Regions from separate parts of the Homo sapiens genome. Here region 2 is linked to region 1. Evidence: chromatin loops called from intact Hi-C (ENCODE). Cell type or tissue: pancreas. All regions are shown on one strand. Links, peaks and the distances in the headings refer to the core of each region. The heading gives the core; the rest is flanking DNA. Region 1 has its middle 120 kb from the start of FRMD1. Region 2 has its middle 31 kb from the start of DACT2.

Region 1 (14,995 bases), core at 3,459-8,458:
TGTAAATGTCCTGAGTTGGCTTTTCTGCCCCTGCCCCTCGCCCTTGGGCAGGTCCTCAGCAGAGCTCCAGGGTCAGGCTCCATGCAGGGCTCAAGCCACTGCCTGCGATGGACTCAGGAGCCCTGAACTCTTTTCGATTTAAAATCACTGGGCTTGTGGAGAGAAATGGGAGGGTTCGCTTTTTTTTTTTTTTTTTTAACTGGAGGATTATTACAAGGTGTGCATGGTCCAGGCATTCTGCCCCTTCAGATACCAAAACTATGGTGAGTGTGTGTGTGTGTACGCGTGTATGAGAGAGAGGGAGAAATAGGAACGATATGAGGATAAATTTGAATCATATATTCACCTAATGAATAGCCTCCTTTAATTGGGGTGACTTAGTGCCTGGGGAGGCTTCTTGGGGAGGGCATAAGATGTTCGGGACTCACAGCCTTGAGGAGAAGGTGGGCAGCCATCCACCTGGGGTTTCTGCCCAGCAGGTGTTCTGTGAGCTGAAAGCTGACAGGCTATGGTTGTGTCCTGAGTGTGGGCCACAGTGACACCCCCATACCAGCATTTGGCTGGTGAGAAATCTGCCTTTTGAGGCTTCCCAGGCACACCATATGATTAAATACTGCTCAGAAGGATATAGTCCCTTCATTATAAAAAATTAGAATACATACTAACTCTTTCTTCTCCATTGGGAATAAAAAGCAAACTCCACCTCCTTCCCATCCCCACCCTAAGTTCAGGTTTTGCACAGTCCCAGGTTGGGAGGGAAGTGCTGTGACCTCTGAGGGGAGTGCCTGGGGCTGATGACTTTGGGGGCTGCTGTGCCTCTTCTCTTCCGACTCCTAAAGACAACCTTTTGGTCCTTGGAGGACTTCTGGGGCTGAAGTGCTATGTGGCTTTTTTGTTGTTGTTGTTGTTGTTAAATTATCTTTAAAATATTTACATGTGTGTTTAATTTCCCAGAGTTTTGCCATCTGTTACACGCTCGGTACTGCTGGAGTTCAGCAGCTGTGGGCATGAAGAAGCGGTTCCCTGGGACCCCGCCCTCCCCACCGTGGGCATCGTTAATTACAGTGTACTCTTCCAACTCCCTTCCACTAAGAATGAGCCTTTTGTTAGCAGTGCTCAGATGATCATCCCACCGGAAATTTGTTTTTAAGCACCCAGGTCTCTAAAGACCGTGCTTCTCTCTCACTGGGAGTGCTGCATTAGCCTAAGACATCTTTAATTATAGGCCACGGAAAAAAATACCAACACCCTAACAGTATATTTTTCTCTTAACAAGAACAAACTTAATTTCCTCAGGCTAAGCCACAAGAGCAGATTTGTACTTGAAAGTCACGTGGAAAACAATGGGGGCCTCTGCCTCGGTGCTGTGTGAGGGAGGTGTCACCTGCCTGTTTCCAGAAAGCCCAGGGTGCAGCCCCCAGCGGTGTCCACGCATCTCTGAACCGTTTCCTGTTCCCAGGAAACAAGAGGAACCCTGGAAAGCCACAGCAGCGATGGATTCCAATGCAGTGTATCTAGGAGTTCCGCATTAATTTAAAAAGGTAGATGTCTCATCCCTGTTGCATGTTTGAATCTCTAATTAATGTCATGGGAAATATGTTAGTTAACAAAACGTCATAGAAGATGTCAAGGAGCACCCGCCCTGTGACAGCGTAATGCTGGGTGCCCGCGGCCGCGCTGGGAAAACAGACGCGCACACACATTCTCCATGTGGTGGGTCCAGAGCGATACGAAAGCTCCCGAGGGCGCCGCGTGGGGTCCTGCGGGGGCTTCCTAGAGGCGGCGGGAGTGGGAAGGGAAGGATAGCCGGAGGGATGAGGGCCTGGCCTGGCCGTGGGGTGGGAGAGAGGACGGGTGGGACGGGCAGTGGGGCTGCAGGCATCTGAGATGAGATGCCCTGTTGGAGAGCGAGGCCCCTCTCAGCCAGAAAATGGGAGCCACTGAAAGTTTAAAAACAAAGAAATCACATGGGCAGCCTCCAACTTCGGCGAGTCCGACTTCGGCGAGTCCTGTGTGGCAGGAGATGGGCTGGCAGGAGCGGGAGGAAGGTCTCCGTGAGTGACCATCAGGACACGAAGGCAGGAAGCTCAGACACGCTGATCCTTCCACATGAAGCAGAAAGGAGGGAGGACCCCACTTTTAACAGAGCAGTGATTCTGAAGCCACGGACCCGATAAGGACCTCAGCAGAGCCGAGGGAGGGGGGAACTCAGCTGTGGCCTAGACGAGCACCGCAGGTGGTTGAGAGGGGCCGGGGTGCAACCAGGGGACGCCCTGGGACGGAACCCAGCAGACAGTCTGGGCTGGAGACAGGGTTTGGGAACGGGGGCAGGAAACGGTCAGGCATTGCCCAGGGAGAGTTTGTGGCGGGAGAAGAGGCGAATCCCTGCGGTGCGGGGAGCTGGTGTTGAAGAGAAAGGTGGAGTTGGGGGACTCCTACAGAAGATATGGGCCTGGTGGGCAGGAGGGCATCCCGGAACCAGGGGGCAGAGCTGCTGGGAAGAAGGAGGGCCCGTGCCGTGGGAGGAGGACGAGGCGCAAAGTTCAGGAAGGAAGGACCTGGAGCCGGGCCGGAGCCTTGGAGGGAGGAGAGAGGGGAGGCCGGAGTTGGAGCGTCCACCACGGTGACCGCTGTTCCCACCAGGCACTGCCCAGGGGCTGCCCATTTTCCTTCAGTCCCCACGGGGGATGTTGTGATTTGACAGGTGAGGAGAGCAAGTCTCCTAGACAGGTCGTTTTCCCAAGGCCGTGCAGTTCCCACAAGTTCAAATGTGACCTGCGTCGGGCAACTCCAAAACACTGCCGCCGTCAGCTCCAGGTGGCCCTGCAGGGAGGGGTCCCCGGTGTCCTCTGTGAATTGGAATCGGAGGCTGACTCCTCAGAGTGTGAGAAGCTGGCGGGCCTGGCGGCTGGGGACGTGCTGCGGTGTGCGTGTATCGGGCTGAAGACCTGCCAGGTTGGACGTCCCTGCCGTGAGTGGTGTCCTCAGAGGCCGCGGTTCTCTGCAGCAGCCCTGGGCAGTCTGCAGCAGGGAAACCTCTGGTCGAGTGGGTCCAGGGGGAGCCTTGGTGGCCAAGTCTGCTGTGTGGCCGCAGTAGAATCCTGAGCCTGGGTGAGGGGGAAGAGCAGAAGTTTCCTTCCCACATTTCTGGAGGCTGGGGGTGCAAGATCAAGGCGCCGGCGTCCCCGGGGCCTCCTGGCTGTGTTCTTGGAGGCTAGAGGGCGCTGGAGGCCGCAGGAAGCCTCTTGTGTGACGGCCTTGATCCCCTTCACTGGGAGGAGACCTGGAGCTAGTCATCCTCCAACACTATCACGTCGGCAACGCCTGGGTCTTGGAGGGGACACATTCGAACCTCAGCCAGGTACAAGCAGGTAAGGCAGAGAAATGGGGGTGCAGCTTCTGGGGGCTCGAGAGCCTCAGAGGAGCTTTCCACACCTCAGTGCCCAGTTCCCACCTGCCATGGCATCCTCAGGATGGGAAGGGTCCCTGCCGATGAGTCCCCCTTGCTGGCACAGCCTCTCCCTTTCCCCGGAAGCCGACTTGAGCAAGCAGTCGGCTCACACCACATTCCTCACTACCCCCTTCCTGGGCCTCCTCCTTGATTGCCTGGCACATCTGCCCCGACACCCACCTGTAAACCGCAAGGCCAGGCACCCTGGGGCCTCTTCCTGACCGTGCCCCCGACACCTCACAGAGTGTTTGCACGTGAGATGTTTGGTGGCTTGTGACTCCATGATGGCCTCGCCCCATCCCTGTCATGCAGTGTCTCTGCAAATCCACCATGACCCCACCCTGCCATGTGGCATCCCTGCAGCCCCCTGGAGCTGCTCCCCTTGAGGTCCTCAGTGACCTCCTGAGGGTTGGTTAACGTAAGGTGAATTCCAGCCCTAAACCCCCCTGGGGTCAGAATCTCCTGTTAGACACGCTCATAGCTCCTGCAACTTTTCCTTGATGTCACTTGTTAACCGGCTTGCATAATGAGTTACTTAGTAAATGGTGATGTGTCCCGTCTTTGCTACAGTCTCTGCTCCACACGGGCCGGGCAGCGTCTGAGTGGGTCCTCTGCCTCCCGGTGAGGGCAGTGCCAGGCTCAGGGTGGACCTTGGGCTCAGCAAGTGCTCCCAGCAGCCCTACCATGGCAGCCCCCACTCCTTCCAGTGACAGAAACAGGCTCTCTTTGGCTTTGCCGACAACATTCTCTTATGGTTTTCCTCCCTCCTCCTCCCCCTGCTCCATGGATGAAGTGCAGGAAGTCCGAATCTCGTCTTGACTCTGCGTGATATTTCTCTAGCCCTGAGCACACTTCCAGCTCACTGTTTAAATGAGGTGGGGTGGGCCACATGGTCTCTGGAACCTTTCTGTGAACCCCCTAAGGTACAGCTTGGAGCTTGTTCCAGGGGTAAGCCTTCATGTGGGGAGTGGTCTCTAAGGCCCCCCATTCTGGATGTGTGGATTATCATACTTATTATTATTGTTTTCTGGGAATAGAGTCTGGCACTTTCATCAAATTCTCAAAGGGTTCTGGCTCCCCAAGAAACATAAGAACTGCGGGTTTGTGGCTCCCGCGAGCCCAGATCACATCTGCCGGTTACCCCGAGGTCCCCCAGGATCACGTCTGCCGGTCACCCCGAGGTCCCCATCTTCCTCTGTGAGTTAGAATTGGAGGCTGATTCCTGTTGGGGGTATGCAAGTTCTTCAGGGACCACAGCTTTTGTCTGCTAAGACCTTAAAAAGGAGACACAGATTGGGCACCCTCTAGATGCTGAGCCCTAGGACGGGGGCTGGCATCTTCCGTCTCTTTAAGTCCTCACATCTGCCTGGAAGTGGGCACCATCACCCCCTTTTACAGAAACTGAAAGGCCAGGATCAAATGCTTGGTAGAGTCAAAGCTGAGATTTTAATCCATGTCTCCAGATTATTTTAATTGTTTTCCTTGTTCTGCCATAGATGTTAAATTGCTGGCAGATAAAAAAGCATGGTGATGTGATGGGCACGTTCTTATAAAAGCTTTATTACTAAATTTTTAGTTTCAAAATGTCATTTATTTACTGAAACTCTTGATTTATTTACGGAAACAGCTTGATTTTTAAACGGATCATGTTCTTGCTATTGCTCAATGGCACCAGCTTTTCTTTAACGTACAGGGCAGATAACAGCCCGTGAAGCTGAGCAATCCGTGCTTGTGAATTTGGCTTTTAGAACTTTGCTTTCTACCTAGGCAGGATGTGTTATTAGGCAGAGTTTTGAGTCAATAGTGCATTGTGCCCAGAAGACCCAGAGGGCTTTAGATCACTTGAGGTTGTGGCAGGTACGGTTGCTGGTGCCAACACAAATAGCCCGTGTGTTTACCCAGCACAAAGACGTGAAGCTGGCCGTGACTTCCTGACAGCCATCCCAAAGGAAAGGCAGGAAGAGGGCAAGAGATCCACCTGCAGTATCGTGACGGAAGTTTTCACGTTGTTAAAAAAGTATTCGACTTTCTATTGAATTACAATACGAAGAACAATATGCACAAAACTTTTTTCCCTCAGAAAACTCCCAGACTGAGGAGAAATTTGTCTCCTTCCCCAGATGAACTCCGCGTAACGTGGCTGAGTGCAGCGACCCCATCTCCTCCCCCGAACAGGTGAACGCATCCCCCTGCCCTGGGCTGGCTGGCAACCAAACACGTAGTAACTCTGGATTCAGAGTTCGAGATTCAGAACTGAGTGGACTTTAGACAAGCATAGAGCGATGCTGGGAACTCTCCCACCGGGTTTGGAGCCACGTGGAGGTAGCGTGGGGAGGAAAAGCTGCTGCAAGAAGAAACCACGTGGAGGTAGCGTGGGGAGGAAAAGCTGCTTCAAGAAGAAAGGACGCAGGGGAGGAGCAGGGAGGCAAGGGTCTGAGTGGAATGCGGTTGCAGCCAGGGGCTCCGTGGGCACAGGCCCAGGCTGGACCTGGGAATGGGCCGCATGGCCTCCAGTTGTGCTTGGCTGTGAATGCCCAGGTGAGCTTAAGGGCTGGCAAGATGTTGCCAGGAGACCAGAGACACCAGACCCTGGCAAGTCCATGCCACCCCTCTGCCTTTTGGAAGCCCCTTCCCTATGCATCAGGTGGAACTGAACACGGTGAGCATCTGCCTGAGGACCCCGTGCTACCTGAACACGGTGAGCATCTACCTGAGGACCCCGTGCTACCTGAACACGGTGAGCATCTACCAGAGGACCCCGTGCTACCTGAACATGGTGAGCATCTACCTGAGGACCCCATGCTACCTGAGCAGGTGAAGATGATTCAGCCGCAGTGAGCTGAGTGAGTGGACCAAACAAACTTGCTTCTCGCTGTGATCTGGGGGTGGAGGCTCTTGAGGACGACATGATTCATTGCAGATTTGCACCCTCCATGGTGACATGAATAACCCACTCTCTGAGATCTCACAAGTACAGGCCACAGCCCAGCCAGCCTGGGGGCCAGCAGGGCCCCAGCAGCTTGGTGACCCCTTCACCCGAGCAGGGCCTGTGGGGGTGGGGAGGGTGGGAAGGAGCTTCTGCTGTGGTCCCTTCCTCATCCTGCTGAGTCCAGGAATCCCAGGAACAGATCAGCCTCTTCCTGGCTTCAGTGCGCATGTATTTCAGCCTGCTCCATGGTGTTCAGCATTGCTGCCCACTGCAAGACTGCAAAGCAGAGAACTGGCCCTGTGGCGTCCATGGTCTCTTATATTTCTGTGATTGAGGGGACTCACCGATCTTATTATAACCGGATAACCGGCATTCAGGGAGAGCTGCCCTCAGAAAGCAGGAGAGGGACTGGGTTGATTCCCTTGTCTCATGTCCTGTGAATTTTCTGCAGAAGGGAAGCTGGCTGGAGGTGCCATGGCTTGTGGTGTGTTGGCCCCTTCACTCATTACAAGTGGCAGTGTGTGCTTTTCGGATAATCCCCGCTGCAACCCTGTGAGGAAGGGGCTGTTGTTGTCTTGCCCATTTTTCAGATGGGGAAATGGAGGTACACGTGGCCAGGGAGGAGCCCACTTGGAGCACTGCCCACCCTTCCCACAAAACGGCAGCTGCCCTCCGTGGTGACAGCTCATGTGCTGTGCATGCCCTGACCATCACCTCTGGTGTCTCCCCTCACTTCTTTGGAAGACCCTCCTACTGGGACTCTAAGGGCTGAGGGGTCTGTGAGGGACCCCCTGTGCGGGTGGCCCTCGTGGGATTCCCTCAGCCCTGCCCAGTGGCCTCCCTCAGTCCTGTGCCCAGGTCCCTTGGTGCTGTCTGCCAGTGACCATCACAGCTGGTCCTGCAAAGCACTAAGCCTTCAGCTCCTGCCTTCAAGAGCTGCCTGCAGAGGATGCACGGAAAAGAGGTAGAGAAGTTGGCCGTGCTCCCTTCTCCCTCACCCCCAGGGCTTGCCTCACCCCAGGCATCCTCTGGGAGTTTAGAATTCTTCCACTCGTCCACACTGCCCATGGACACACAGGCCTCGGTGCTGCTCTGCAACCCCCGTCAGACACCTGGGGAGGTGATCCCTTAAGGACATATCTTCCTGGACTAAAAGGCTGAGGATTGATTGTGTCGCTGTCTCAGAGGAGGGCTCGCTCCCAGCACAGGTGTCGCTCAGGGATCCTGTGTGAAAGGCAGGCAGGGTGTTTGCTGAGCTTGGTGGCTTCTCTTTGACATCGCTAAAGTACAGATGGCTGTGCTGAGTGGAAGCGGCCCCGCCCTGAGACATTCTGGGGTGGAGGCCCTGGCCAGGGCCCGGTGGTGCAGCTCATCCACGTGCCCTCCTTAGCCGCCACACCAGGGGATGGACCAGGGCAGTGGCTCAGGCCTTTTGGGGCTGGAGAAGCCGGGACCCAGCTGCTGGGTCTCCATGCCGGAGAGAAAGGAAGAGGGCAGGCCCCCTTGTGCAGTCAAAACTGGCATTGAGTTAAAGTAATCCTCCGTCAACTGAGACAAGTTAAAACCCACACTGAGCACTGCGCGTTCCTGGTGGCATTAAGCTTCTCAGTGTTCACGGAGAGGCAGCCTGGAGGTTGGGCTACACAGGCTGCGAGACGGTGCATAAGACCAGATGGTGGCTCCTCAAAAAGTTAAATGTAGAATGACAATTTGACTCAGCAATTCCACTGCTGGGCGTAGACCCAAAAGAAGTGAAAGCAGAGACTCGAAGGATGTCTGTCCACCCGTGTTCACCGCAGCCCTGTGTCCAACAGCCAAAGGTGGAAGCAGCCCCGTGTTCCTGGGTGGGTGGATGGGTGGATAGGTGGGCGAGTGGGTGGGTGGATGGATTAACATGGTGCAGTTCACACATACGATGGGGTCTTAAGCAGCCTCAGAAAGGAAGGAAATCAAAGTATTTTACCCCAAAATATATTTCTTTGACAGATGTTTATTATTACCATTTATTTATTTATTTTTTAAGATGGGGTCGCTTTCTGTCACCCAAGCTGGAGTGCAGTGGTGCAATCTTGGCTCACTGCAACCTCCGCCTCCTGGGCTAAAGCAATTCTCCCACCTCAGCCTCCCAAGCAGTTGTGACCACAGATGCGTGCCACCACAGCTGGCTAAGTTTTTGTATTTTTGGTAGAGACAGGGTTTCACCATGTTGCCCAGGCTGCTCTTGAACTCCTGAGCTCAAGTGATCCACCCACCTTGGCCTCCCAAAGTGCTGGGATTACAGGCATGAGCCACTGTGCCCAGCCTCTTTGATATATTTTAAAATGTCCCTGCAAAGCTTTCTCTTGTGGGGAAAGTCTACATTCTCTAGAGAACCCCCCTCCCTTTCCAAGTCTTTTTCCTGATCCAGGAAAGAATCCTCTAAGAGTCTGGCACCTTTTAAGTCTGATAGGAAACACTAACCATCTGTTCTTTCTAAAACCTGCTACCTGGAGCCTGCATCTGCATGATAAGAACCTTGGTCTCCACAACCCCTTATCCTGACCCAGACACTGCCTTCTATTGGTTCTAGGTCTTTGGATAAACTCTTTCAGCCAATTGCCAATCAGACAATCTTTGAATCCACCTATGACCTAAAAGCCCTCTCTGCCCTTTGAGTTGTCCCACCTTTCTGGATTGAACCAACGTACACTTCATGTGTGCTGATTGATGTCTTCTGTCTCCCTAAAATGCATACAAACCAAGCTTTGCCCCGACCACCTTTGGAATGTGTTCTCAGGACCTCCTGGGCTGTGTCACGAGCTATGGTCACTCACATTTGGCTCGGAATAAATCTCTCCAAATATTTTAGAGTTTGGCTGTTTTCATTGACACTCCTAAGGCAGGGCTGTGGCAACTGGGCTGCTGTGAGCTCTGAATCTGAGGGACAGTCCTGGACAGAAGCAAATGGACGACTCCAAGGAGTCTAAGGCAGACAGTGGGAGGGATGCGGCTGACACAGTGCCAGGCCAGGCCCATACGGGGCTGTCCGAGTTATTCCCACCAAACTCCTGGAAAAATGCAAAACATTGCAGGTTACCCTTGAGCCCAGGGCAAAGGCCCTTTGACCTTCTTGGGCAATCCTGCTGCAAGTACGATGACGTATCGGAAATGAACCATTGGTGCACAGATCATAAGGCACAGTTGTAACCTACCATAAACAGAAAGTATCTGAGACAGGTCTCAATCAATGTAGAGGTTTATTTTGCCAAGACTGAGGATGTGCCTGGGAAAAAGGAACACAAAACCACAGGAACATCTGAGATTTCTGCTTTGTCCAAGCAGGGTTTGGGGACTTCAATATTTAAAGTGGAAAGAGAAGGCAGTAGGGGAAAGAGGGAAAAAAAGTTGGGAGGGGATAGGAAAAAGGGGCAATGGCTGTATTCTTTCGAGGCCTTGATCAGCATTCACTGAATCCACATTTTACATAGGAGGCAGCAGAGGAATAGTCAATTACACATTGTCTCACTCTGTGAACCTGCACTAATAGGCATTTGTCTCAGGTGGGCGGAGGGATGACTCCTGGTCCCGTCTTTCTCCTGTACCTGTGAAGATAAACTGGTAATTTACATTGTCGGGGTGAAATTCAACAGAACTCTTTTAGGGTAAAGATCGTGGGGCCCACAAGGAATTTCCCTGTGAACAAATTGTGAAGGAGACCCCCCAAGGGAGGGATGTGGCCTTTTATCTTTGAAGGTACAAAAATGACAGGCAGTTTTGTGTGGCCAAAGGTCAAAAGCCCCTGCTGGCTGTGGAGTCTTGCATGTATTTTTGTTTACTGTTGTCCTCATCTGGACTCGGCCTGTTTTTATGATGGCCACAAGAGGACCTCAGCACTCAGGCGAGGCTTCAGAGCTCAGAGCCAGGTGGCCACCTGCTGCCTCGCCCGTGTGGACGGGGGATGCCCTCCTCTCAGAGACGCATATGGACCAAGTTGTCTCTGCTGGTATCCAAACTTCTTCTCCACAGGCCCGTGGGGAGGCCTCAAACCCAAGACCCCCACCCAACTTGGGTCAATCAGGTAAGCTAGGAATGGAAGAGAACTGGAATATTCAGGCACCGTTTTCCTTCCATAGCTGACAGCTGAATACTGATTTAGTTACCACGAAGAAAGAGGGGAATGTGGGTGGCAGACCTAGGTGGCCTCCCTGGAATTCCATGTCCCAAGTGGTCCTTCAATTGCAATGTGAATACAGCTGTGGTACCTCAGTCAAGATTCCTGCCTTTTTGTGAATCCACCTTCCTGCACTGCAATGGACGTGTGGCTTCTTGGTGCCTGGCCTCCACGAATCCGACTCCTGGCAGCCCCTGACTTCTTTTGGGGGATTCCTCCTGCTCCCACTCTCAGGTCATGCAGGTTCAGTGGAATGGATTCGGGTTCCATCTCCAGGGAAGCAAGAGGTCAAGCCTGGAATCCTCTGAAGAAAGGGTTTGGTTCAGCCATGAATGTTTTGCTCAAGTTAGACTAATCAGAATCAGGATTTAATTCTGGGGTTTTGGTGTGAACTGAGTGAAGCAGCAGGATGTAGTCCTGCCATTTTTCAGGGACAAGAGAGGCGTGGTCTCAGAAGAGAGCTAACACAGAGAGGGATAATCTAGGGGAGGGAAAGGAGAGATCAGAGCATATCTGAGCACTTGAGGTCTGTCCTGGCTTGCTCAGGCCTCCACAACCAAGTACCATGAACTGGGCAGCTTATCCAATGGAAACTTCCTGTCTCTGTCCTGGAGACTAGAAGTACAAGATCAAGGTGTTACCTGGACCCTGTGGCTCAGGTCGCGGCCTCCTTAAGGGATTTGCTATTTCCTTTGTGATTTATTGATCCAGTGGTGTTCAAGAGTGTATGGTTTAATTTCCACGTATTTTGAATTCAAGTAGTGTGATATTTTTCCAGCTCTGTGGTTTTTGCTCAAGATTGCTTTGGTTACTTGGGGTCTTTTGTGGTTCCATAAGAAATTAAGGGGTTTTTTTTAATCCTGTGAAAAATGTTATTGGAATTTTGTTAGGGATTGCATTGAATCTTTAATCACTTTGGGGAGTATGGACATTTTAACAATATTAATTCTTTCAATTCATGAACATGGAATATCTTTACATCTTTTTATAAAAACTTCTTCAGTTTTTCTCACCAGTGTTTTATAGTTTTCAGTGTACAGATATTTCACCTCCTTAGTTAAACTTATTCCTAAGTATTTCTCTAGCTATTGTAAATTGAATTGTTTTCTTAATTTCTTTTTTAAATATATTGTTAGTATACAGCAATGCTACTGATTTTTGTGTGTTGATTTTTTATCCTTCAACTTTACTGAATTTGTTTGTTAGTTCTAACAGTTTTTTAAAGCTATAGTAATCAAAACAATATGGCAGTGGCACAAAAAACATACATATAGACCAGTGGAACAAAACAGAGAGCCCAGAAATAATCCATGCTTTTACAGTTCATTGACTTTCAACAAAGAACACACAATGGGGAAAGGACAGTCTCTTCAATAAATGGTGTTGGGAAAACTGGATATCCACATATAGAAGAATGAAATTAGACCCTTACCTCACACCAGACACAAAAATCAACTAAAAATGGATTAAAGACTTAAACATAAGAACTGAAACTGTAAAGCTACTATAAGAAAACACAAGGAGAAACCTCCATGACATTGGCCAGGGCAATGAATTTTTTTAATATGAATCCTAAAAGCACTGGCAACAAAAGCAAAAATAGATAAATGGGATTACATCAAGCTAAAAAGCTTCTGCACAGTGAAGAAAATAATCAACAGAGTGAAGAGACAACCTGTGGAACAGGATAAAATATTTGCAAACTATGCATCCAATAATGGGTTAATATCAAAAATATATGAGGGATTCAAACAACTCAGTGGCAAGAAAACAAATAATCTGATTAGAAAATGAACAAGAAACCTGAATGGATATTTCTCAAAAGAAGACAAACGTTTCTCAAAAGGACATATGGATGGCCAAAAGGTATATGAAAAAATGCTCAACATCACTAATCATCAAGAAAATGCACAATGAAATATCACCTCACTTCTGTTAGGAGAGCTGTTATCAAAAAGATAACATGTTGGCAAAGATGAAGAGAAAAGGGAAGCCTTGTAGACTGTTGGTGGGAATGTAGATTAGTACAGCTATTGTGGAAAACAGCATGAAACTTCCTCAAAATATTAACAAAAGAACAACCACATGATTTGGCAATTCCACTTCTGAGTATATATCCAAAGGAAATGAAATCAGTATGTTGAAGACATATCTGCACTCCATGTTCATTACAGCATTATTTACAGTAGCTAAGATTCTAAAATCAACCTAAGCGTCTGCCAACAGATAAATGGATAAAGAAAATGTTACTATATATACACAATGGAATACTATACAGCCTTTAAGAAGAAAGAAATTCTGTCACTTGTGACAATATGGGTGGAATTGGAGAACATTATACTAAGTGAAATAAGCCAGGCAGAGAAAGACAAATACTGCATGATCTTATTTATATGTGACATTTATAAAAGGTAAATGCATAGGAGAAGAGAGTAGAATGATGGTTCTTAGAGGATACAGGGGGATGGGGGGCCCTAACGGGGCAGGATGGCGGCACCTCGGTTCTGGCCTGACATCTGTGCCCTGGCTGATGCAGGAGCAGGGAGGCCCTGACGGGGCAGGACGGTGACACCTCCTCTCCACACCTCTGCAGCAGAAGATCGTGCCTCCTGGTGGGGATGATTATTGATTAAAGCATCTGAATTCAATCAGAAGCTGTTTCCTGGTGCTCACATGTGTTTTCATTACCAACAGACCTGATCATTCTCTTTCCTTCCCTCTATTGATTTAAAAAGAGCAGCCTGGCCAAAGAATAAAGAAAGCAGCCCAGCACACACACACACACACCCCCACACATGCATGCACCATCCCCCCCCCTACACACCCCTCCCACATGCACATGTGTGTGCGCACATACACATGCACGCACAGGAGCCAACATACTGTAACTTTTCTGTGTTTTAGAAAACTCCTCTGTTTGTTTAGGTTATGGGTAGAAGGACTTGGGAACCTTGATAACCTCTGACTACTGTGTCCCCAACTGGGTGCTGTGTGGTGGCTCCCTGCTGCAAATAAATGGACTCTCCTTTTATTCACGATTCATGCCTCGAATAAAGACAGCAGCAGATAGTACATCTCTTTGAAAGATTTCTTTGCAACATGGATTCGGCCTTGAGAATTGTTCGATGTAAGCATGACTGAAATTTTGACAGAAAGATATTTAAACACAGGTCCAAATGCGGAATGATTCAGAAACAAGGATAGGTACAGATAAATCACCCTTCTTGACCGTAGAGATACAAACTATTGGATTCTGAACAACCATTAAGAGTATTTACCTTTATTTTCTTTGATTTTTGTGAAGACAAAAAACATTGAGATATGTGAATTTATTGTTTTTAAACATGTTTTATCTCTTCCTCAAATATCCCTACTTCTCTCCAATAGGAAGCCAGGATGGTACATTTCCTAGTATCTACTTTCACACGCAGACCACATCCATACCCGTGCAAGCACACGCTCACGCACACACATGGGTGCGGGTGTGGTCCAGGAGCCGGGTTCCAAGTCAGGTGGGCCTTGTTGAAATCTCAGTTCCACCTCGGACCTGCTGTATGACCTTGGGGAACTTGGAATAACCTTTCTGAGTCTCCAGTTCCTTATCTGCAAAGTGGGGTAAAAATAACGTTTTGAAGTAGAGTTGCTATGAATGTTTGCAGGTTAAAATCCCTGGCGGTAAGCGTGAGTTCGTCCTCATGGTACCAAGATCAGACCCCACCAAGGGCTGGCAGCTCTGGAACCAGCACAGAGTTGTACCTTCTAGGTGCTTGTGAGGTGAGAAAAGCATTTGGAGAGAATTTATCAGTGTTTCCTTCTTCATCTTTTTTCTTTTTTTTTTTGACAGAGTCTGGCTCTGTCGCCCAGGCTGGAGTGCTGTGATGCGATCTCAGCTTACTGCAAGCTCTGCCTCCCGGGTTCATGCCATTCTCCTGCCTCAGCCTCCCGAGTAGCTGGGACTACAGGCGCCCGCCACCACGCCCGGCTAATTTTTTGTATTTTTAGTAGAGACGGGGATGTTAGCCAGGATGGTCTCGATCTCCTGACCTCGTGATCCGCCCACCTCAGCCTCCCAAAGTGCTGGGATTACAGGTGTGAGCCACCACGCCCAGCCTGTTTCCTTCTTCTTTAAGCCAGTTCAGCCCGTTTCTAATCCCCGAAGCTCTTTGATTGTGCCCTCAGTGTAAATACTGAAGATACTTTGGTAGTAACAACAACAAAATAAATCATTGAAGGTAGAAGAATGTGTCAGGAGAGGAAAAATGGATAGTCCCTCCCAACCTGATCTCTCTATTTAAGTGATTTGGATCGGAAGAGCAAACAGTTTCTAGCAGATGTTAACACCAGTTAAATAATTAATTCCACGAGCTCAATCATGGTGTTGGCAAGTCAGTGACCTAAGGCCTCTGTCTGAGCCTGAGCGTCGAGTGACTCAAACATCGATTCAGGCATGAAGTCAGGCTTCAGG
Region 2 (14,995 bases), core at 6,769-11,768, 160 kb after region 1:
TGTTAGAGAGCTACAGGGCAACTATGAAAAGTCACTCGTGCCAGCCCTCCCCATCCCTCCCCACATGGTGTAGCCAGCCTCTCCATGGTTGGTCTACGTGCAGCTCTGCAGGTGACCGAATGTGCTTGCCCGGAGAACCTGCCCCTGCAGAGCCCCTCAGTTGGAGACCTGGTGCTTTTCAAGGCCAGACACCTGATCCTATATCCAGCACACCCTGGTGAACACCAGAAACCCGGGGCACAGGAAGGGACCCTTGTTTGCCTGTGGAAAGTGTTAACAGGAACTTGATGCATTTAGACCACGTGTTAACTTTGGGCGTCACTGACGGATGTCTGAGAACTTGAGGTGGGGAGATGGCGATTTAGCTTCTCAGGCTGGCCTGGGTAATTAAACTACCGATGTTATTTATGAGTTTTGGTCTTAAAGTGTTGTGCAAGCACCAGAGGCTTCCTAGCAAAGAGAGTGCGATTTTCTTAATCACATAAAATCTCAAGGTCCTGGCAGCTGCTCTTCAGAGGGTGTTTCCCGCTGTTGCAGCTTAATCTGGTAGCGAAGCTGTTGATTGAGTTCCCGTGAGTAACAAGAAACAGCAGAGATTTGTGCATTTCTACGTACGGCAAGTCCTGGCCCCAACAGCTTAGTGCTACACCTACCAGTTGTGGGAAAATTTACATTTCCAGGAAACTGCATACAACTGGGTAGAGCGCTGGTCCTTCAGGGAGAGAAGTGTTCCAGTTAAATATGGCCATCTTCTTCCTCCGTCTCCAAGAATACAAACACATTATTTTAAGAACCAAAATGGCTGAGCCCACAATTGTAGCATGAACAGCCCTAGGCATTAAACAACAGGTTAAGTAGCTCTTGCTGTCTATGAGCCCAGCTCTGACACTGCCTGGGTGAGGGCCTAGCCCCCAGTGCCTGAGTTTCTGCATCTGTGAGCCCAGCTCTGGCACTGCCTGGCTGTGGGGTGCTAGGCCCTCAGTGCCTCAGTTTCCATATCTGTACACTGGGTCTCCAAATGGTGTTGACCATCATGGAGTGGTTGTAAGGAGTTAATGACTCATATGCATGAAGTTCTTAGAACAGGCCTTCCCCTTTGCCAGCACTCAATAAATGTCAGTTATTATTAGCAATATTAGGGTCAGGCTACAATAGTAAAGGGTAGTGTTTTGTCCCTGAGAGGATTGGAATCTAGATGGAATGAGAAATAATAACAGCAGCCATCATTTGAATTTTCCCTGTATACCGGGCAGCAGACTAGCACGTTGAGTAAATATCTCAAGTAAAGGGTACAAATCCAGGTGGAAACAGAGAAGGAGCCTGTGACAGAAACTGTGCAGCCAGGAGAGGCCGGATCTACATGCTCAGAACACAGGGTTGTCGGCGAAGCTTCCCCGAGAGCCCACTTGGACCTGTTGTGGGAAGAGACGGCAGAGCTAAGACAAGCAGGTGGGTGCCGTGGAGGAGCCGAGAGCCGATTGCAAACAACAGCAGAGGACGTCTCCTCTGCGACTGTGGGACTCCCCTTTCCTAGGTGTCTTTTAAAGCAGAATTGATTCCCACCCTGCGGGGAGAGGGGCGTGCGGTGTGAACCTGCTGGCAAGAAGGGGAGGGAGTGAAATCTTTACAGAGCACCCTCCGTGAGGCCGGATTTTTAGAGGTAGGGATCAGGAACCACTGGGGCAGTCCCTGCAGGGGGTGGTCTGGGCTTGTGTGAAAACCTTGGCGAGGAGAGACCCATGCCAGCGACGTGGCGTCCTAAGCAGGACGTCCAGCGAGTCAGTCACCAGCGCGGGCGCCTCGTCCTGTCCATGGAACATTCTGGGCTGCGCCGCCTCCCCTGGGGGTGGGGCTGCAGGAACCCTCAGGACCCTCACGCCCTGGGGGAGGAAGAAGCCTGGGCTGAGTCCCAGTGCTTGTGGGGAAGCTCTGAGCGTGGACACCGTGGGCACTGACCACTGGGGTGAGGACCTCACCCCTTCCCTGCACGTCTGTGCTGGGCCTTGAGGGAGGAGTGAGCACAGCCCCCCCCGGCCGGCGGGGCAGCCGAGGGAAGCTTGGGGGCAGCCGGGGGGCAGCTGGGGGAAGCTGGGGGGCAGCCGGGGGGCAGCTGGGGGAAACTGGAGGGCCCCTGGGGGAAGCCGGGGGACAGCTGGGGGACAGCTGGGGGAAGCTGGGGGACAGCCGGGGGAAGCCGGGGGACAGCCGGGGGAAGCCGGGGGGCAGCCGGGGGAAGCCGGGGGACAGCCGGGGGAAGCCGGGGGGCAGCCGGGGGACAGCTGGGGGAAGCTGGGGGACAGCCGGGGGAAGCCGGGGGGCAGCCGGGGGAAGCCGGGGGACAGCTGGGGGAAGCCGGGGGGCAGCCGGGGCAGCCGGGGGAAGCCGGGGGACAGCTGGGGGAAGCTGGGGGGCAGCCAGGGGAAGCTATGAGCATGAGGAGCCAGGGGTCCCCTTGGGAGAGGAGGGAGTGTGGGTGTGGAGGGCGCCTGCTGCCCAGGCTCAGCCCCCAGAGCCAGGCCGGAGAGGGAGGGCATGGAGTCACCAAGCGCTTTAGAGCCGGATGCAGAGGTGCCTGTGTACGCATTCACTTCCACGGGAACCAGCAGCGTGTGGAGGAGGCGCAAGGGGACTGGGTGAGTCCTGCTGTGGCTCCAGTCCATGCCCGGCAGCTGTCAGGGATGCAGAGAAGGACGCGACCCCAGAGGGCCAGAATACCCCGTCCGAAACTCACTCTGGCTTCAGAGGCCGAAGGAACAAACCACATCCTCTGGAGCCAGATGGACAGAGGGCTTCTTGCCTGGCTGTTCGTTGACCTGGTGGATACTGCCACGTCCAGGTGCCTGGGAGCCCTGCACGGGGAAGGGAGGCCATTCCCCCAGGGAAGGGGGGTCCCCAGACCCCACCCCGCAACAGGGAGGAGCATTTATGGGGGTGAGACTAGGAGAGACGTGAAAAACCCTGGGTTGCTCTGGCTCGTGGGGACCTTGAGGTTTCCAGGCGGTGGGTGTGCATTCCAGGCCCATGTTTCCAGCCAGGACTTGCCTGGGGCCTCCCTGCCCCCGGCCTTCTGCACCCTGCTCAGTTTTCTTTGCAGCCAGCACATTCAGGCTGTATAAATACTGTGCTCACCTCTCCTAGAAGAGAGGCCAGGCAATGGCAGGTGCTCAGTAACACTTGAATTCCTGAAGGCATGGGTGCAGGTGAAAGTGTGAAGGGAAGAGCTTAGCTGTGGGCTACGTTTTCTAGATTGGTGGTTCCCAAATTCTGGTCCTGGAGGCCCTGAGCATTGGGTGCGGGTGATGGAGCGGGAGGCTCGTTCACAGTGCAGGCTTCTGGGTCGAACCAGGTCCTGATGAGAGAGGCTTTCCAGGAGCTGCTGTGGAAGCCACATTGTCTGATGGTGACTCCCAGGTCCACATCACCTTTTTATCTCTGTTGAGTCAGTGCTGTCACCCTGTCTTGGCTCTGCTGGGTGAGAGAGGGGTGACCACAGTCCCATGTTTGGGTCAGAGTGTTGAAGGGAGATGGAGCAGGCTTTACTGGGGCTGGGCGGGTCTCGGTACAGGAGTGTGGGGAATGAACACAGACATCTAGAGAGTATGAATTAGCAAGAGGAGCACTCATAACACCACTGTCCTGCTTAAAAATGCAAGACTCCCGAGAACCCGCCCAGAGCACAGGCTCGTCCCGCACAGCGGGAGGGACTACTCAGGGGCTGGGGTTGTCACCCACCCAATTTTATCTTTAAACATTTTCCCCATCTGTGGTTTGGTCTGGTTTTGAACTTTATATTAAGGGAATCACACTGTGTTTTTCTGATTATGGCATTGCTGTGAAGAGCCCTCCAGGCACCTGGCTTCCGGTCTCAGCTCTGATACTCAGAGGCGGTGTGATGTCCTAGCCTCAGTTTCCTGATCTGTTCAATGGATGATCATAATCTGTATGTCTTAAGTGACTGTATTAGTGAGTTAGTAGAAGTGCCACCTTTGAACACCAATGGAAGCCGTGGTTATTTGTAAGCTTGACCTGCTATTTCACTCAGTGCCGTGTTTCGGGTCCGTGCTTGCTGATGTGTGGAGAGCAGTTGGTCCACGTGTTCACTGTAGAGTGCCGTATTCCGTGATCCCGCCACAGCTGCTCTTCCAGGCCTCTTGCCTGCAGGGCGTTCATCCCCACCACCATGCTGCTCAACATGCTTACACGTGTCTCCTGGCGCCCTCTGCAAGCACGCGTTCCACTCGCTGGTTAAGCTGAGTGTTGCCCAAGTGGTGGAACCTCCTTCCTCCCTCACCTGCGGGGAGACCCTGCTGTCCCAGCCCCTTCCTCGCTCACCTGCGGGGAGACCCTGCTGTCCCAGCCCCTTCCTCGCTCACCTGCCGGGAGACCCTGCTGTCCCAGCCCCTTCCTCGCTCACCTGCGGGGAGACCCTGCTGTCCCAGCCCCTTCCTCGCTCACCTGTGGGGAGACCCTGTTGTCCTAGCCCCTTCCTCGCTCGCCCAGCTCACAGGCCCCTCTCCTGACCATGGGCACCCGCCCGCCCAGCTCACAGGCCCCTCTCCTCCACCCATCCCTTCCATGTAACGTGAACTCATTGCTCATGAAGATAAGCAAACATGGCACAAATAAGCAGCCCCCTCACCTCATGGGGACGGTTCAGAATTGGCCCAGAAAGAAGTGACCAGGATTTGGAGCACGGCCCTGAGGCCAGAATTAAGAGAGTCAACACTTCGTCCTGGGTCTGTCTCATGGGGCGGCAGCAGCCTCCTGCAGGGGAAGCGTAGTCACTCCCACACAGAGCAGGGTCGGAGCTTATCCCACAAAGGGCCAGGGAGCAAGTGTTTTAGCCCTTGTGGGACAGGAGGTAAAACTGAGGGTACGATGTAGGTACTTAGGTGGCAGCAGAGAAAGCCAAGATGACATTCAAAGCTTTAGACATGGATGTTTATTTAGCTGTCATATAATTTTCCCCTCACGAAGTCTTCTCCTTCTGCTGATTATTTTTTCAAATCTTTTGAAATATAAAATTATCCTCAGCTCACAGACACTACAAGGACAGTTGGTGGGCTACAGTTTGCTGACCCTGGCATGAAAAGCAGGTGCAGAGCAGAGCGGGTCTGGAGAGAGGGATGCAGGCTTGGGCCAGGCCTCTGGGAAGGCTGCCCGCTGCCAGCCTCAGGTGCTGCACTGCCCTATGCTCACCCTGGAAGGTGCGGGCACCGTTAGATGCTGCCAGCACACTTGGGCCTGCAGTGATTTTTGCTCGTAAATCAGTCTCTTCTATGATAAATTACTCTAGGAAATTTTCTTTTCTTGGCTGGGCATGGTGGCTCACGCCTGTAATCCCAGCATTTGGGAGGCCGAGACGGGTGGATCACCTGAGGTCAGGAGTTCATGACCAGCCTGGCCAACATGGTGAAACCCCATCTCTACTAAAAATACAAAAATCAGTAGGGTGTGGTGGCGGGTGCCTGTAATCCCAGCTGCTTGGGAGGCTTAGGCAGGAGAATTGCTTGAACCTGAGGCGGAGGTTGCAGTGAGCCGAGATTGCACCACTGCACTCCAGCCTGGGTGACAAGAGTGAAACTCCATCTCGAAAAAAAAAAGTTTCTTTTCTTGTTGCAAGCCCCAGTTAAACACTCTAACAGGGCTGATCGAAACCACGGCAGCTGCCTGCCCTTTATGGAGTGTAGGTCCGTGCCCTTGTTGTCAGGAGGGATCTACACAGAGAATAACCCAAGGCGGGTTCCAGCCCAGGGCCCAGATGGCAGCCACTGCAGAAGGCAGACGTTCACCTAAAGAAAAGGTCCCTCCTACGTTTATCATGGAGACCTCCAAGGGAGAGAGACACGTAGGTTATGCTCAGCTGGTCTGCAAGTACATCCTCATGAATAATTCCATAAAATTGTTTCTTAGGGCAAAGTTATGCTGGGCTTGAGCTGGGTTCTGATGCTCGATGTCATCAGAATTTGTTCCTCCAGGCGTGGAGATGAGTGGAGAGTGGAAGAGAAACATTAGGGGTTCAGGTTCCCAGATAACCCTGCCTATTTTAGACCCAAATGCTTCTTTTTTAAAAAAATTATATATATGTATATATATATATGTGTGTGTGTGTGTGTGTATTGTGTATATTTAAAGTATACAACATGATATTATGGGGTACAGATAGACAGTAAAAAGGTTACTATGATGAACCAAAGTACATATCCATTATCTCACCTAGTTACTCATTTTGTTTGTTTGATTTTGTGACAAGGTGGCTGTAGTAGTCTGTTTTCACACTGCTATAAAGATGCTACTTGAGACTGGGTAATTTATAAACAAAGGAGGTTTAATTGACTCACCGTTTTGCATGGCTGGTGAGGCCTCAGGAAACTTACAGTCATAGTGGAAGCTGAACAGGAAGCAAAGACCTTCTTCACACGGCAGCAGGAAAGAGAGAGAGCAAGAACAGGGAAAAGTGCCTTATACAACCTCCGGATCTCGTAAGAACTCACTCACTGTCACAGGAACAGCATGGGGGAAACAGCCCCTTAATCCAATCACTTCCCACCAGGTCCCTCCCTGAACACCTGGAGATTACAATTCAAGAAGAGGTGGGTGGGGACACACAGCCTGACCACAGCAGTGGCAAGAATCTACTCAGCATGAATTCCAAATGCTTCCTTCCCCGCAGTCCTCATGTTGTACACAAGACCTCCAGACACCTACATGTCTACATCTCTCCATGTTGTACACGAGATCTCCAGACACCTACACATTTGCTACATCTCCCCATTCCCCTCGCCCACCACGTCCCTGTAAACCACTGTTTTGTTCTTTCTGTATATTTGATTTAAAATATTTGTTTAGTTTCCACATGTGAGATTATGCAATATGTTTCCTTCTGTGTCTGGCTTATTTCACTCAGCAGAAGGATGTTCTGTAGGTTCACCCATGCAGTGGCAAAATGACAAGATCTCACTCCTTTTTAGGGCTAAATAATATTTCATGATGTGTATGTACCACAGTTTTTTTAAACCATTTGTCTGCCAATAGACACTTAAGGTTTTCTTCCCCCCCACATCTTGGCTGTTGTGAACAGTGCTGCAATAAACATGCAGGTGCAGACGTCTCTTTGAGACACTGGTTTCATGGATTTTGAATCTATATCCAGCAGAGGAAAGGCTGAGTCATATGGTGGTTCTTATTTTGAATTTTTTGAGGAAGCTTATACTGTTTTTCATAATGACTGTACCAATCTACATTTCCACCAACTGTGTACAAGAGGGAAAATTAAAAGCTTTTCCACCAAGATCTGCTATGAGGCAGGGATGCCCACTCTTGCCACTCTGTTCAACATAGCATGGAAGTCCTAGCAAGGGCAATCAAACAAGAAAAAGAAAGAAAAGGCATCCGCAGAAACGAGGAAGTAACATTATCTCCATCTGTAGAGAACATGATCATATGTGTAAAACACCTCAGAGTTCCACAAAATGAAACCAGTGTTAGAACTACTAAATGAATCCAGTTAAGTTGTAGGATATATAAATAATAACCTAGCTGAAAAAGAAATCAAGAAAACAATCCCATTTACAACACATAGAAATAAACAAAATGCCAAGGAATAAATTTAACCAAAGAGGTGAAAGATCTGTATGCAGAAAACGATGAAACATTGATGAAAGAAGTTTGAAGAAGACACAAATAAATGGAAGGATCTTGTGTTCATGACTTGAAATGATTAATATTGCAAAAATGTCCTCACTGCCCAAAGCAATGGACAGATTTAATTCAACCCCTATCAAAATCCTAGTGGCATTCTTTACAGAAATAGAAAAAAAAACTACAATGTATATGGAACATAAGAGACTCCAAATAGCCAAAACAAGAATGAGAAAGAAAAATAAAGTTGGAGGCATCACACTTCCTGATTTAAAATTATATTACAAAGCTATAGTAATCAAAACAGTACAGGACTTTCATAAAAACAGTCTCATGTACCAATGAAACAGAATAGAGAGCCCAGGAATAAATCCAAACATGGATGGTCCACTAGTTTTTGACAAGAGCACCAAGAGGACTCAATGGAGAAAAGTCAGTCTCTTCAACAAATGGTAATGGGAAAACTGGATTTCCATGTGAAAAAGAATGAAATTGGACCCTTATCTTACACCAAACAGAAAAATCAACTTAAAATGGATTAAAGACTTTGATGTAAAACCTGAAACCATAAAAATACAAGAAAAAAACAGAAGCTAAAAGCTCTTTAACATTGGCCTTGGCAGTGATTCTTGGATGTCACATCAAAAGCTCAGGCTACAAAAGCAATAAATAAATAAATGAATAAATGGGACTACATCAAACTAAAAAGCTTCTGCAAAGCAAGGGAAATAATCAACAAAATAAAACGGCAGCCCATGGATTGGGAAACCATAGACCTGATAAAGGGCTGTATGAGTCCATTCTCGCACGGCTATAAAGAAACACCTGAGACTGGGTAATTTATAAAGAAAAGAGATTTAATTGGCTCCCAGTTCTGCAGGCTGTGCAGGAGGCATGGTGCTGGCATCTGCTCAGCTTCTGGGGAGGCCTCAGGAAATTTACAGTCATGGCAGAAAGCCAACAGGGAGCTAGCATATGGCATGGCTGGAGCAGGAGAATGCCAGCACATGGCATGGCTGGAGCAGTGCTGGCATCTGCTCAACTTCTGGGAGGCCTCAGGAAACTTACAGTCACGGCGGAAGGCCAACAGGGAGCCAGCACGTGGCATGTCTGGAGCAGGAGAAAGAGGTGGGGGGAGGTGCCGCACACTTTTAAACAACCAGATCTCATGATAACTCACTCACTCACCATCCCCAGAACAGCACTGAGGGATGATACTACCCATTCATGAGAACTCTGCCCCCAAGATCTAATCACCTCCAATATTGGGGATTACAATTTAACATGAGATTTGGGTGGGACACAGAGCCAAACCATATCAAGGGTTAGTATCCAAAATGTATAAAGAACTCATACAACTCAATAGTAGAAAACCCTATTAAAAAATGGGCAAATGATCTGAATCGCCATTTTCTCCCAAGAAGACATAAAAATGTCCAACAGGTATAGGAAGAGGTGTTCAACATCAGTGGCCATCAGGGAGTTGCGAATCAAAACCACTATGAGATAACACCTCACATCCCTTAGAAGGGCTGTTACCTGGAAGTCGAAAGATAGCAAATGTTGGCTGAATGCTTTTCTTCTGCTATGATAAACGACAGAAGCATGCTCCTTGCTTTTCTGTTTTCGTCATTGGGTACACAGAGAGCAAAGCGTTCTAAAGTGGGAACACACGCCTCTACTTACCACTGATAGAACTGGCATGACTGCCCGATGATCAAGCACACACACACATGAGGCTTTTTGTGTGGATTATTATGGGCAACTGTGAGGTTCCAGAAGAGGGTAATGCACTTAAAAATGGAATAGCGAGATTCACTGAATGAACAGAACAATTTTCTTGGTGGGATTTTCCAAGCGACTGGGAAGCCCCTGCTGCCACCGTGAAGTCATCTTTACTCTGGAGAGAAACCCGGAGTGCGATACAAACCCGAACCAGGCTGGGCTCCTGAGGAGTGTCCTAGTGTGTGCTGCTTTGCAAGGCGAGAGAGCTACACACCTGCACGAGAGAACTACCTCGCCTGTGGTTTTAGGTGGAACATGAAACCCAATTTCTTAATATGCCAAAATGAATGAAGAGCAGGGGAAAAAGCCCTTTGGACACCAGAGAATGGGTGGGGCCCCTGGGAGCATCTAGTCAAGGCAGACAGAGGCAAATTATATCCACAGACTAACCACACTGGAGGAGGAATGACCCTCAAGCATTTCTCCTTTCCTTGAGGTTATCTGGCAATATGGAAATTCATTTGTCTTTCTTATTTGCCACTTAAACCACATAAACAAAATTCCAAAATTATTTTCCTCTTTAAAATGGAAAGTGCTTCTTTTCCCAGAGAACAAGGGTGATTATAGAACAATCCAGGAAGAAACAAAAATTCACACTAATTTAAAAATCAAGAAATTACCACAGTGTGGGGTGACATAAAGTGACTTCGAGGTTGCTTCCACTAATGCAAACACATAGAGCATATCCCCAACCAGAGAAGCACGGCATTAGACTTAGTTGTTGAAGATTCTCTTGGCTTTTCCATATGGATTTTGTAAAATGCTCAAGGGAAGAAATCATGTCTCCTCTGTCTTTAGGTCCTCAGTGCTAAGCACGTTGACGGATGCTTTGCATGTTAGATGAGACCAAGACATTTTTGGTGAATGAATGAATTAATATTGTGTCACCTGGAAGAGGAAACCTGATCTGCATCTATTGTTATGGATTTTTTTGTTGTAATCATCTTTTATACAAGAGTTTTAATATGAATTCTTTTTTATTATTTATTTATTGATTGATTGATTTTGAGACGGAGTCTCGCCTTGTCGCCCAGGCTGGAGTGCTATGGCGTGATCTTGGCTCGCTGCAACCTCTGCCTCCCTGTTTCAAGCGATTCTCCTGCCTCAGCCACTGGAGTAGCTGGGATTACAGGCATGTGCCACCATGCCCGGCTAATTTCTTTGTATCTTTTAGTAGAGATGGGGTTTCACCATGTTGGTCAGGCTGGTCTCGAATTTTTGACCTCGTGATCCGCCCACCTCGGCCTCCCAAAGAGTTGGGATTACAGGCGTGAGCCACTGCACCTGGCCCAATATGAATTATTTCATTTGAATCTTTGCAAAAAGCTTGCAAGGTGTGGCATATTTTCACACCCCTTTTACAGGCGGATAAACTGATGCAGAGCAGAGGGAAGTAGCTTGCCCAGGAGTCCTCTGCTCGCTGCCGACCCTGATGCAGCCTCCCTCCCCTGGGCTGCGGAGCGGGACCACAGGCTCTCCCCAGCCTTGGCTGCCATTATTTTCCTGCCAAGCCTGCACGTCGTCACTCTGGGGAGCACTCTGGCTAATGCACTCTTGGAGGTGTAGACTTAGTCACGGTAGATCTTGGCTTTCTATTGAGCAACAGTCAGTATTCTCATAATAATACAATTTAAAATCTATTTTAAAAAAGAAATACGTTTTATTTATTTTCCAATTGTTAATTAAAATAAATCCATATCACATACAATTTCGAAAGCCCAGAAAAGAAGAGCTAGAATCTCATTATTGGAACACAAATGCACTAATATTTTGGCTTAGTTTCTTCTAGCTTTGTTTTCCTGTGCCTGTCTTTTACATAGTCACAAATGCGGTAAAGGGCATTTTCTATGTTGTGTACAATGATGACCCCAGATCTTAAGGCCTGGACCATATTCTACCGAGTGGAGGTACTCAGCAGAGTTACATTACCCCTACTTTAAGGCTTTCAAATAATTTTTGAACAATTTTTATTAGAAATGGGATTTTGATGAACATATTTTATATGTAATGACGTTCCATACTTAGGATTTTTTCTTAGCTGAGATTCCTCTGTGTGGATTTAACAGGTAAAGGACATAGTATTTCTGTAGCTTTTGCCATCTGTCGTTGGGTACTTTTCCTAGAGCAATTGTTACACCACTGTAATTACAACCGGCGCAGATTAAGAATACAGTTTCCCTGTACCCTTGCCTAGAGAACAGCCTGCGATGTCTTAAAAAGTGTTCCAACCCAGTTCACTGAAAATTGATGTCATTTGTAATCCCAGCACTTTGGGAGACCGAGGCAGGTGGATCACCTGAGGTCAGGAGTTCAAGACCAGCTTGGCCAACATGGTGAAACCCCCGTCTCTACTAAAAATATAAAAAATTAGCCGGGCGTGGTGGGGGGCGCCTGTAGTTCCAGCTACTCAGGAGGCTGAGGCAGGAGAATCGCTTAAACCTGGGAGGTGGAGGTTGCAGTGAGACGAGATTGCGCCATTGCACTCCAGCCTGGGTGAGAGAGCCAGACTCCGTCTCAGTAAAGAAAAAAAAAAAAAAAAGGAGAAGACAATTGATGTCAGAGATAGGATTCAGATTCCATCTTTATTGCTTGATTAGGGATGTTGTGTTTTAATAAAAAGCCCAGGTGTCTGCAAAGAGACAAAAACAGGGACTTTTGTCTTAGGGGTGGCAGTGGGGCCCGGTGGGCAGTGCTGCCTGCATCTCTCTGGAGCTGACCTGGCCTCGTGCCACCCTGCACTGGACCCCAGGGGCACCCCCAGAGCCACCGTGCTCTGCAGACTGCAGCAGCTTCTAGAAGGAGCCTCCTGCCCTGCGTGTTGGACAGACAGCAGGGTCACTGTCAGCCCGGTCACAGCTGAACTCTGCACTTAAGGACTCGGTCCCCGCACAGCCTGGCTCCCCAAAGTCAGAGCACACGGAAACTCCAAATGCTTTGCTTCAGGTCGACACTGAGTGTGAGCCGCCTGTCTGCGTGGGTGGGTTGGACTCTTCCTCCCTGTTATGGCTGTGGGAGTCTGCACCTCCTTGGTGCGGGTGGGGTGCCCCCTGGTGTCCACGCAGGGGGGACGCGGGGATCTTCAGCCTGACCCAGGGCTCCAGAAAGAGGCAGCTGCAGAGAATCCTCCCAAAAACGCAGCAAAAGGCATCCCCTTTCCTTATGAGAATTACAGAGAAATCTCCCAGCACTTACAGCAAATGACAAACGACGCGAGGTCTCCACATCTCACATCCAGCGGCCCCGGCCACCAGGCGGTGACACGCTGTCTGCAGAAACAACCCGGGGCCACACCTAGCCCCTTCCCTTTGCTTCCGTGCCTCCCTTGGCACCTTCTTTCTGCTTCTTTTTAAATTGCTCCCTTCTTTCCTGCAGGTCTGGACTCAGGGAGACCAGGGTTCAAATTCGGGCTCCAACGGTAACATATTTTTCCCTGAGTTTGGAAACGCCCCAGGCTGCACTTTCCTCACCTGTGAGATGAATGTGCAAAAGCATCCACTTCTGGAAACGCCGAGAAGATCAAGCGTGTGAGCACCGCAGCGGACCCAGGACGGTACCTGGCAGGGGCGGCCCCAGGCAGGTGTGAGAACCTCAGCGGGCCCAGGACGGTGCCCAGCAGGGGCAGCCCCAGGCAGGTGTGAGAACCTCAGCGGGCCCAGGACGGTGCTCAGCAGGGGTGGCCCCAGGCAGGTGTGAGAACCTCAGCGGGCCCAGGACCGTGCTCAGCAGGGGTGGCCCCAGGCAGGTGTGAGAACCTCAGCGGGTGCAGGATGGTGCCTGGCAGGGGCGGCCCCAGGCAGGAGTGAGAACCTCAGCGGGCCCAGGAAGGTGCTCAGCAGGGGCGACCCCAGGCAGGAGTGAGAACCTCAGCGGGCCCAGGACGGTGCCTGGCAGGGGCGGCCCCAGGCAGGAGTGAGAACCTCAGCGGGCCCAGGACGGTGCTCAGCAGGGGCGGCCCCAGGCAGGTGTGAGAACCTCAGCGGGCCCAGGACGGTGCTCAGCAGGGGCGGCCCCAGGCAGGTGTGAGAACCTCAGCGGGCCCAGGATGGTGCTCAGCAGGGGCGGCCCCAGGCAGGTGTGGGAACCTCAGCGGGCCCAGGACGGTGCTCAGCAGGGGCGGCCCCAGGCAGGTGTGAGAACGTCAGCGGGCCCAGGACGGTGCCCAGCAGGGGCGGCCCCAGGCAGGTGTGAGAACCTCAGCGGGTGCAGGATGGTGCCTGGCAGGGGCGGCCCCAGGCAGGAGTGAGAACCTCAGTGGGCCCAGGAAGGTGCTCAGCAGGGGCGACCCCAGGCAGGAGTGAGAACCTCAGCGGGCCCAGGACGGTGCCTGGCAGGGGCGGCCCCAGGCAGGAGTGAGAACCTCAACGGGCCCAGGACGGTGCTCAGCAGGGGCGGCCCCAGGCAGGTGTGAGAACGTCAGCGGGCCCAGGACGGTGCCCGGCAGGGGTGGCCCCAGGCAGGTGTGAGAACCTCAGCTGGCCCAGGACCGTGCTCAGCAGGGGTGGCCCCAGGCAGGTGTGAGAACCTCAGCGGGCGCAGGACGGTGCCCGGCAGGGGCGGCCCCAGGCAGGAGTGAGAACCTCAGCGGCCCAGGACGGTGCCCGGCAGGGGCGGCCCCAGGCAGGTGTGAGAACCTCAGCGGGTGCAGGATGGTGCCTGGCAGGGGCGGCCCCAGGCAGGAGTGAAAACCTCAGTGGGCCCAGGAAGGTGCTCAGCAGGGGCGACCCCAGGCAGGAGTGAGAACCTCAGCAGGCCCAGGACGGTGCCTGGCAGGGGCGGCCCCAGGCAGGAGTGAGAACCTCAACGGGCCCAGGACGGTGCTCAGCAGGGGCGGCCCCAGGCAGGTGTGAGAACGTCAGCGGGCCCAGGACGGTGCCCAGCAGGGGCGGCCCCAGGCAGGTGTGGGAACCTCAGCGGGCCCAGGACGGTGCCCAGCAGGGGCGGCCCCAGGCAGGTGTGAGAACCTCAGCGGGCCCAGGACGGTGCCCAGCAGGGGCGGCCCCAGGCAGGTGTGGGAACCTCAGCGGGCCCAGGACGGTGCCCAGCAGGGGCGGCCCCAGGCAGGTGTGAGAACCTCAGCGGGCCCAGGACCGTGCTCAGCAGGGGTGGCCCCAGGCAGGTGTGAGAACCTCAGCGGGCGCAGGACGGTGCCCGGCAGGGGCGGCCCCAGGCAGGAGTGAGAACCTCAGCGGCCCAGGACGGTGCCCGGCAGGGGCGGCCCCAGGCAGGTGTGAGAACCTCAGCGGGTGCAGGATGGTGCCTGGCAGGGGCGGCCCCAGGCAGGAGTGAGAACCTCAGTGGGCCCAGGAAGGTGCTCAGCAGGGGCGACCCCAGGCAGGAGTGAGAACCTCAGCGGGCCCAGGACGGTGCCTGGCAGGGGCGGCCCCAGGCAGGAGTGAGAACCTCAACGGGCCCAGGACGGTGCTCAGCAGGGGCGGCCCCAGGCAGGTGTGAGAACGTCAGCGGGCCCAGGACGGTGCTCAGCAGGGGCGGCCCCAGGCAGGTGTGGGAACCTCAGCGGGCCCAGGACGGTGCCCAGCAGGGGCGGCCCCAGGCAGGTGTGAGAACCTCA

The links. Peaks named below come from ENCODE experiments on the same cell type or tissue, not always from the same donor. Only the 100,000 strongest peaks of a DNase experiment are listed, where the experiment ranks them.
Region 2: it touches region 1 in a loop (3-fold over the local background); 9 of 110 quality-filtered maps call a loop at or near these places.

What each region holds. Positions count from the first base shown.
Region 1 is chr6:168,191,318-168,206,312 of GRCh38, forward strand. No RefSeq gene overlaps it. Among named protein-coding and RNA genes, the nearest start is that of FRMD1, 120 kb to the left of the region's middle. RefSeq lists enhancers at 2,077-2,644, 2,901-3,550, 3,551-4,199. In pancreas, for the core only: no CTCF peak of the experiment used is centred there; a DNase peak (open chromatin) is centred at 5,958; H3K27ac peaks cover 1,933 bases.
Region 2 is chr6:168,343,649-168,358,643 of GRCh38, forward strand. No RefSeq gene overlaps it. Among named protein-coding and RNA genes, the nearest start is that of DACT2, 31 kb to the left of the region's middle. RefSeq lists enhancers at 3,862-4,362, 14,697-14,995. In pancreas, for the core only: no CTCF peak of the experiment used is centred there; no DNase peak of the experiment used is centred there.